2 separate regions of the Homo sapiens genome follow, and region 2 is linked to region 1. The links are chromatin contacts, found by Hi-C or POLR2A ChIA-PET in ENCODE. All regions are on one chromosome and are shown on one strand. The core of a region is the stretch at or near the end of the contact, and the rest is flanking DNA. Distances in the headings are between cores, read along the strand shown. Region 1 has its middle 93 kb from the start of LINC02628. Region 2 overlaps NRP1 (neuropilin 1).

Region 1 (3,513 bases), core at 650-3,149:
AGCCTTTTGCATTCATTTACATAGACACATCTTTTGATGTTCCATGCTCCAAAACGAACTCTCGTGTTTTTTTCCATATCCCTAATAAGGACTCCCATGCTACAGAGTCTGACCCTAAATGTCTAAAGAAAACAGTCTTACGTGGGGATAAGGTGAACAAGATTAATAGGCTTAATTCTCCCCTTTCCCACCTCTCACTTAGGGAGGATTTATGTTTTAAATAACCTTTACACATGTAAATTAATTAGTCTGAAACAGTGTCATTGGTGGGATGTGTGAGCAGGGTGCTTGAGTGTCGCTTTCTGTTCTGATCGTGTGCTGACCTCCATGCTAAACTCTGAAATCACACATCAGTATGGACTCATTGAATAGTTACATAGAAGGGCCTATCTAGAAACAAACAAATGAAAATTACGTGGAGTATACATGGCTTCATAACATTTGAGGGCAAGCAAAATACAGAGAAACAAATCAAGGAAAAGGTTTGTTGAGACAGACTCCCTGGGGTAGGAATGTTTTCATGTGGGTTTTCAAGGGGGTGACGTCATATGCAAACCCGATCCCACTTTTTCTCCTTTCTTAGAAGTTCTGAAAGAGAGATGAGAGTGCAGATATAGATGAGGATAGTCTGTCTAAGGATAATACCAAAGGTAAGTGTGCTTTGAGGTTTAAAATATTTGCTGGAAGCTATTTACTGACTGGTTACTAGGAGACAGCATGACTCATTGCTAACTTCCCCTCCGGGGCCAGCGTTCAGTCATTTATCACCTAGCACATTGGATCAAGACTGATAGAATCTTTAGAAAAAATTATGGAGTTCTCTATTCTAGTAAGGAGGCACTAAACTGTGGAAATAAAATGATCCCTGAAGATGAGGTCCACTGAGAAAGCATCCCGACATGTGTTCTGTATGTACTAACAGTCCAAGGATTAATGTGTGGTGGAGAGATATATACAAGATAAAATACAAACAACGTACATATTAAACAACTGTACAAAGCAATATTAAACCAACGTCAATAGTGAATACTGTATCTTCCCTGAGGACTTCCCCCCCGACCCCCACCCCAGTTTCTGAATGAATATATTTACATTATAACTCGGTATTCCTAATTTCCATGAAACAACACACTTAAATATTCCTTTAATAATCTTTCTAAAGATTCAAATAAGTAGAATAGATGAGGGTAGATTCCAAACAATCAGGTCTTTCAAGATAATTCATAAATTTAAATATAAATTCTAAGATAAATTTGGAAAATATTGAGGGTTGAATTGACATATGGGAAAAAATTAGTCAAATCATTTATACATTGCCCACAACCACAGGGGCATCACTATAATGTAAAGTTTATTGGAAAATTTTTTTTAGATAGAATCTCACTGTGTCACCTGGGCTAGAGCACAGTGGCATGATCACAGCTCACTGCACCCTCAACTTCCCAAGCTCAAGCCATCCTCCCACCTCAGCCTCCTGGGTAGCTGGGACTACAGGCATGCACTCCATGCCCAGCTAATTATTATTACTATTATTTGTAAAGATGGGGTCTTACAATGTTGCCCAGGCTGGTCTTGATTCCTGGACTCAAGTGATCCTCCTACCTCAGCTTCCCAAAGTGGTGGGATTACAAGTGTGAGCCACTGTGCCCAGCCTCATTGGGAATTTTTACAAAGAAATGTCTTGACATATTTCCATAACAACAACATCAGAATTGTCAGAGACAAAGCCTAGATAATATAAACTTCATCTGATAGGAGAAGGAAAGTATTTAAACATCAAAAGAATGGGAAATGATGTTTGTGCAGTTATGTTTGTGAGTGTGAGAGTGAGTAAGCGTGCAGCATATTGTAAAAATAAGCGAAAGGTGATGTGGCAAGAGTGTGTTTTGAAATATTTATTGAAGCTTTCACTCTGTGTTTTGCCTTGACCTTCGCCTGTTCAAAGAGGTATCAAGGTCCGTGCTGTGGTAGGGTTCCCTACTGTAAAAGCTGTCAAAATTCTGAGTCCATTGAGAAGATCGGTGGCTTAAGAAAGAGTGCAAAGTGCAGCTCTCTCACGGGGAGAGAAGAGAGAGTAAAAGACAGAGAAGGAGGGAGGGAGGAAAGAAGAGGAGATTGCATTTTCTCAGAGCAATTAAGATTTCCCTAGTCCAGGCCAGACACAGTGGCTCACGCCTGTAATCCCAGAAATTTGGGAGGCCAAGGCAGGTGAATCACCTCAGGTCAGTAGTTCAAGACTAGCCTGGCCAACATGGTGAATCCCCGTCACTATTAAAAATACAAAAGTTAGCCAGGCGTGGTGGCGCATGCCTGTACTCCCAGCTACTCTGGAGGCTCAGCTACTCTGGAGGCTCAGGTAGGAGGATCACTTGAACTTGGGAGGTGGAGGTTGCAGTGAGTCGAGATTGCGCCACTGCACTCCAGCCTGGGCAACAGAATGAGACTGTCTCAAAAAAAAAAAAAAAAGAAAAAAAAATTCCCTAGTCCAAGAGTATGAGGATCTGCTCCTGCTCCCTGAGGCCATGGCGGGACCTCAGGGAAGGTGAGTGTGTGATACACCTGGGGAAGTGCCCCAAGACTCTTGGTCCCAAGCTTGGTACAGAAGCCCACAGAACAGAGATTATCACGTGGCCAGGGACAATGTGCCTCTCAACAGGCATCAAACAGAGGGGCCTAGTCTATCCAATATCTTGACATGTCAGGCAGATCCCCAAGCCCTGCTCAAATCTGCTGAAGATGGTGATAGAGAAACCTCAAGAATGGTCAAGCTTTTATTTCCTCCAGCCCAGTGGGAAAAGGGCTTAGAGAGGATATTACATTGATTTATGGAAAATAAAGCATCTGAGTTTATAGACTAAGATTTATACCTGCTACAAAAGTATGAATCCTTTTATCCTATACATATATATACACATATATACTAGAGGGCACATGCTACTGAGACATATTGCTTGGGTTCAGATTTTGCAACACTAACTAGCTGCGTGTGATTTTAGGAAGTTTCTTAACCTCACTGGCCTCAGTTTCTGTGAAACTGAAATTAATCATAGCACCAATTTCACATGGTTGTTGTAAGAATGAGATGAGATCATCTGTATCTTTGGCACAGAACAAAGGCTGAACAATGATAAGCTATCATAATAATTATTATTATTATTTATTTTTCTTCCATAAATGTCCCAGTCACTACCTAAATGTGAAGGAGAGATCTAGTCCTAAAAAAAGGTTTCCATTGACAGCTCAAGTTATTCGTGGATTTTCTTTCATGATAGCCTTAAGAAATAAACAAATAGACAAAAGTCTCTGTTTTTCTTTGGCCCCTAGGTGACCACTAAATTACATGTGAAACAAAACATGTTCAAGAGAAATGTCCCTGGAAGAAAGGAATTTTTCCTAAATCTTAAATAGCAAGTTTCTTGAATCCTAAATAAGGGTAGTGTCACGCCTCTGCCAAGTAGGAATGTCAGTATGGGGGTAGGAAGTCCAGCTGTATCCTCCCATCAAATGGAAATT
Region 2 (3,472 bases), core at 405-2,904, 240 kb after region 1:
TCCAGGGTAACTGTTTCTACACTGTGGATATAAAATCCTAAAGGGTCCCCAATATCATGTATGTATATATATATTTTTTCTTTGTGGATAAATGACTCAAATTAGCATAGTCGCTGTCATCTCAGAAGCCACCAGAGTAATTTAGAAACTAAGATTATAAACCATACAGCACATGTCATAATCTCTACCTGGAACTGACCTGGCGAATTGCCACGTTACCAACTTTTGAACCAGAATCAAATAGATAAGCATTTGCAGCTCTCATGGTGAAGGGTGAGCCACGTCCAAGAAGGTTTGAGAGGTATTTCAAATAAGTCAGACCTCTGCAGACCAGGTTTACTGGGCCCATCTAAGAATTCTTCTGCATCTGCAATGCCATGGATCCATGGATAGCCGATATGTGCATGAGGAGGAAAGGATTGATTTGTTTTCTCAACAGGCTGCCAGATGCACTCTGTTGGTATTCAGCCTCCTGACCTGAATCACTAAAACTAGAGACCTGCTAGTTAGTTAACTTTAATCTCTATTGATGTCTAATAAGTCGCCTCTAGTTGCCTGGCACTTTGGGAGAATGTTTAGTTAAGAACAATCTCAACAAAGCACCTTATTTAGAATTGAATCCTTGCATGTCATTGCCGGGGCCCCATCACGTCTGCCTTCAAGCCACTGTGAGAAAATGATGCAGGAAAAGAGTTGTTGAACTGAACACCCCCAGATTTGATCCTGAAATTCAAAAGGATAAAGACTTCTCTGATTCACAAGTGTCTTAAGTGTAGCTATTTGAAGATCATAGCAGCAGGTGGTATTCAGGGACTGAGCTGATGTGCTCATGTTGGTAGAGAAGGCAGTTTTGGGTTTTTTTGGTTGTTGTTTGTTTGTTTGTTTGTTTGTTTTTTGAGGCGGAGTCTGGCTGGCTCTGTCACCCAGGCTGGAGTGCAGTGGTGTGATCTCGGCTCACTGCAACCTCTGCCTCCCGGGTTCAAGCAATTCTCCTGTCTCAGCCTCTTGGGTAGCTGGGATTACAGGTGCCCACGACCACGCCCAGCTAATTTTTCTATTTTTAGTAGAGACTGGGGTTTCCCTATGTTGGCCAGGCTGGTCTCGAACTCCTGACCTCAGGTGATCCGCCCACCTCAGCCTCCCAAAGTGCTGGCATTACAGGCATGAGCCATTGTGCACACCCGGCCAAGAAGGGCAGTTTTTGAATTGTGTAGTGAATACCACCCTATGCTGGTTACCATGAATTGAAATTGGAGTCATTCATACAGGCATAAGGTCAACCTGCACTATATGCATGGATGCTCTTGACCAATTTCAATGACAAATCACCATAATTTGTAAAGTCCTGGTGGTACTGAACAGTCATTAAAATTACACATTATAAATATATGCATTACACACACACACACATCTATTAACATGCAATTTTAGAATGGCGTACTATACTGTGTCTGATACTTCGGGGAAGGTTAGGATGTCAGCATTGATATCAGGTGACTTCCGGCATCATGGCCTGTAATCACAGTTTATCGTGCCCTCACTAACAGCCACACTTTACCGGCCCACCTGTGTCAACACCACTCAGAATGAGTCACTCACCCTTGGTACATGTACGAATTACCTTTCACATTTCGTTTGTCAAAGAGGCATAGGTCACATCTGGCAGAGTTACTGAGTCACTGGTGTAGGAATCTGAAACCCAAACTGCCTCCACTGAATTCTCTCCCTCGCCTTTATAAATGTTCTATTTCACCAATAAAGGGCTGTCAGCCTCAAGATTTAAAGGTTTAAGCTTGAAGGGGCCATAATTATTTCTCTAGGGCTCTGTTGAGATTTCTGCAGCTTACTCATTCATTGTTCCCACATGATTTTATATTTGTCATATTTTTCCCTGCAACAGCAGAAGTCTTTAAATTGCTCCATACAAATGGAAAGCTAAGGTTAACACAATAAATCTGAACTTGACTTTCCATACCCATTTTACTAATATGAAAAGGCTGACTAATACATGATTAGAACAGTGGTTATACTGGCGGGCTTTTATTAGAAAGATGTTCTGTCTTTACCCAGGTTATTTCTTGGGGAAGTTGTTTAAGTGGGATTTTCACTTTACTCCTTTTTCTCTTCTACTCATAGGTCCTGAATGTTCCCAGAACTACACAACACCTAGTGGAGTGATAAAGTCCCCCGGATTCCCTGAAAAATATCCCAACAGCCTTGAATGCACTTATATTGTCTTTGTGCCAAAGATGTCAGAGATTATCCTGGAATTTGAAAGCTTTGACCTGGAGCCTGACTCAAATCCTCCAGGGGGGATGTTCTGTCGCTACGACCGGCTAGAAATCTGGGATGGATTCCCTGATGGTAAGAATGACAGGAAGCACCCCAAAAAGGGAAGGTTCTGGAGGAAGGGCACCAGTATTCTTTTACAAGTCTCATGATACATGAATCATTAAAAAAAACCTCAAAAGGACACTGGAAAACAAAGCAAAACTCTCTATATTCAGAGCAGTGATGAAATATTTGAGCTCAAGAAGACCTTAGTAATTATCTAGTCCAATTCCTTCATTTTATAGATAAGAAGCTGAGGCCATGAAAGATTACAAAAGGTTCTTTTAGCTATTTTTGTGATATAATTGAGACAAACACATAGTTTTTCTCTCTAAACTATTTTGCTCATCCACTGACCTGGCTACTCATCATTAATTCACAGATTGTAAGAGGATGGGCTCTTAGTAATTCCATTACATCAAACCACTCATTTTATAAATGCAGAGACCAAGGACCTGAGAGGTTGAGTACTTAATAAAATTTTAAGGCTAAACTATGCATCCGTTATGCTACAAAACAAAAATTTGGAAAAGGAACGAGAATGTTTGGGCATTCCTAATTTAGACAGGTTCCCTGTACATTCTCTACAGATTTTTCATCTTAGGGAATTTGAGTCACCTCAATACATCATTTATAGTCATTGACCTATGCATTCATATACCTAAAAAATATTTCCTGAGCATCTGTCATGTACCAGGCACCATCCTAGCCACAGGGTAAGCAAAACAATGAAAGATGCTGCCCTTTGGAGTTTCTCTTCTGCCAGGTAGAAGGAAACAATAAACAATGCACGTTACAAATAAATGAATTATGTGCATGAAATGTTAGAAGGTGAGAAGTGCTATAAACAAATCTCCCCAAATGAAAGCAAGAAAAAGTACAGCAGAGTCAAGGGATGAGAAGTTGGGAGTGGGGAGGTATAGGTTGAAATTTTAAATAGGGTGGTGAGGTTAGACTTTTTTTTTTTTTTTTTTTGAGACAGAGTTTTGCTCTTGTCACCCAGGCTGGAGTTCAGTGGAGCAATCTCGGCTCACTGCAACCTCCGCCTCCCAGGTTCAAGCAATTCTTCTGCCTCAGCCTCCCGAGTAGCTGGGATTACAGGTGCACACCACCACACTCAGCTAATTTTTGCATTTTTGGT

The links. A loop is a pair of places that touch in the nucleus more often than their neighbours do. ChIA-PET counts read pairs that join two places held with the same protein, here RNA polymerase II (POLR2A). Pooled maps may share reads with other maps.
Region 2: a loop to region 1 is called in a map with no recorded cell type, with 4 times the contacts of the local background. The contact joins two enhancer-like sites. A Hi-C loop is called at or near these places in 1 of 37 single-sample maps with no recorded cell type and 3 of 50 pooled maps. POLR2A ChIA-PET finds 5 or more read pairs at or near these places in 2 of 52 experiments (BJ and OCI-LY7).

The regions. Positions count from the first base shown.
Region 1 is chr10:33,506,542-33,510,054 of GRCh38, reverse strand. No RefSeq gene overlaps it. Among named protein-coding and RNA genes, the nearest start is that of LINC02628, 93 kb to the left of the region's middle. Within about 2 kb of position 1,899, at least 8 of the 41 ENCODE cell types and tissues checked have a DNase peak (open chromatin) inside an H3K27ac peak, as active enhancers do.
Region 2 is chr10:33,262,538-33,266,009 of GRCh38, reverse strand. NRP1 (neuropilin 1) reads left to right here. Exons shown (of 17, transcript NM_003873.7): 4 at 2,137-2,364. Among named protein-coding and RNA genes, the nearest start is that of NRP1, 70 kb to the left of the region's middle. RefSeq lists an enhancer at 1,085-2,284. Within about 2 kb of position 1,654, at least 10 of the 41 ENCODE cell types and tissues checked have a DNase peak (open chromatin) inside an H3K27ac peak, as active enhancers do.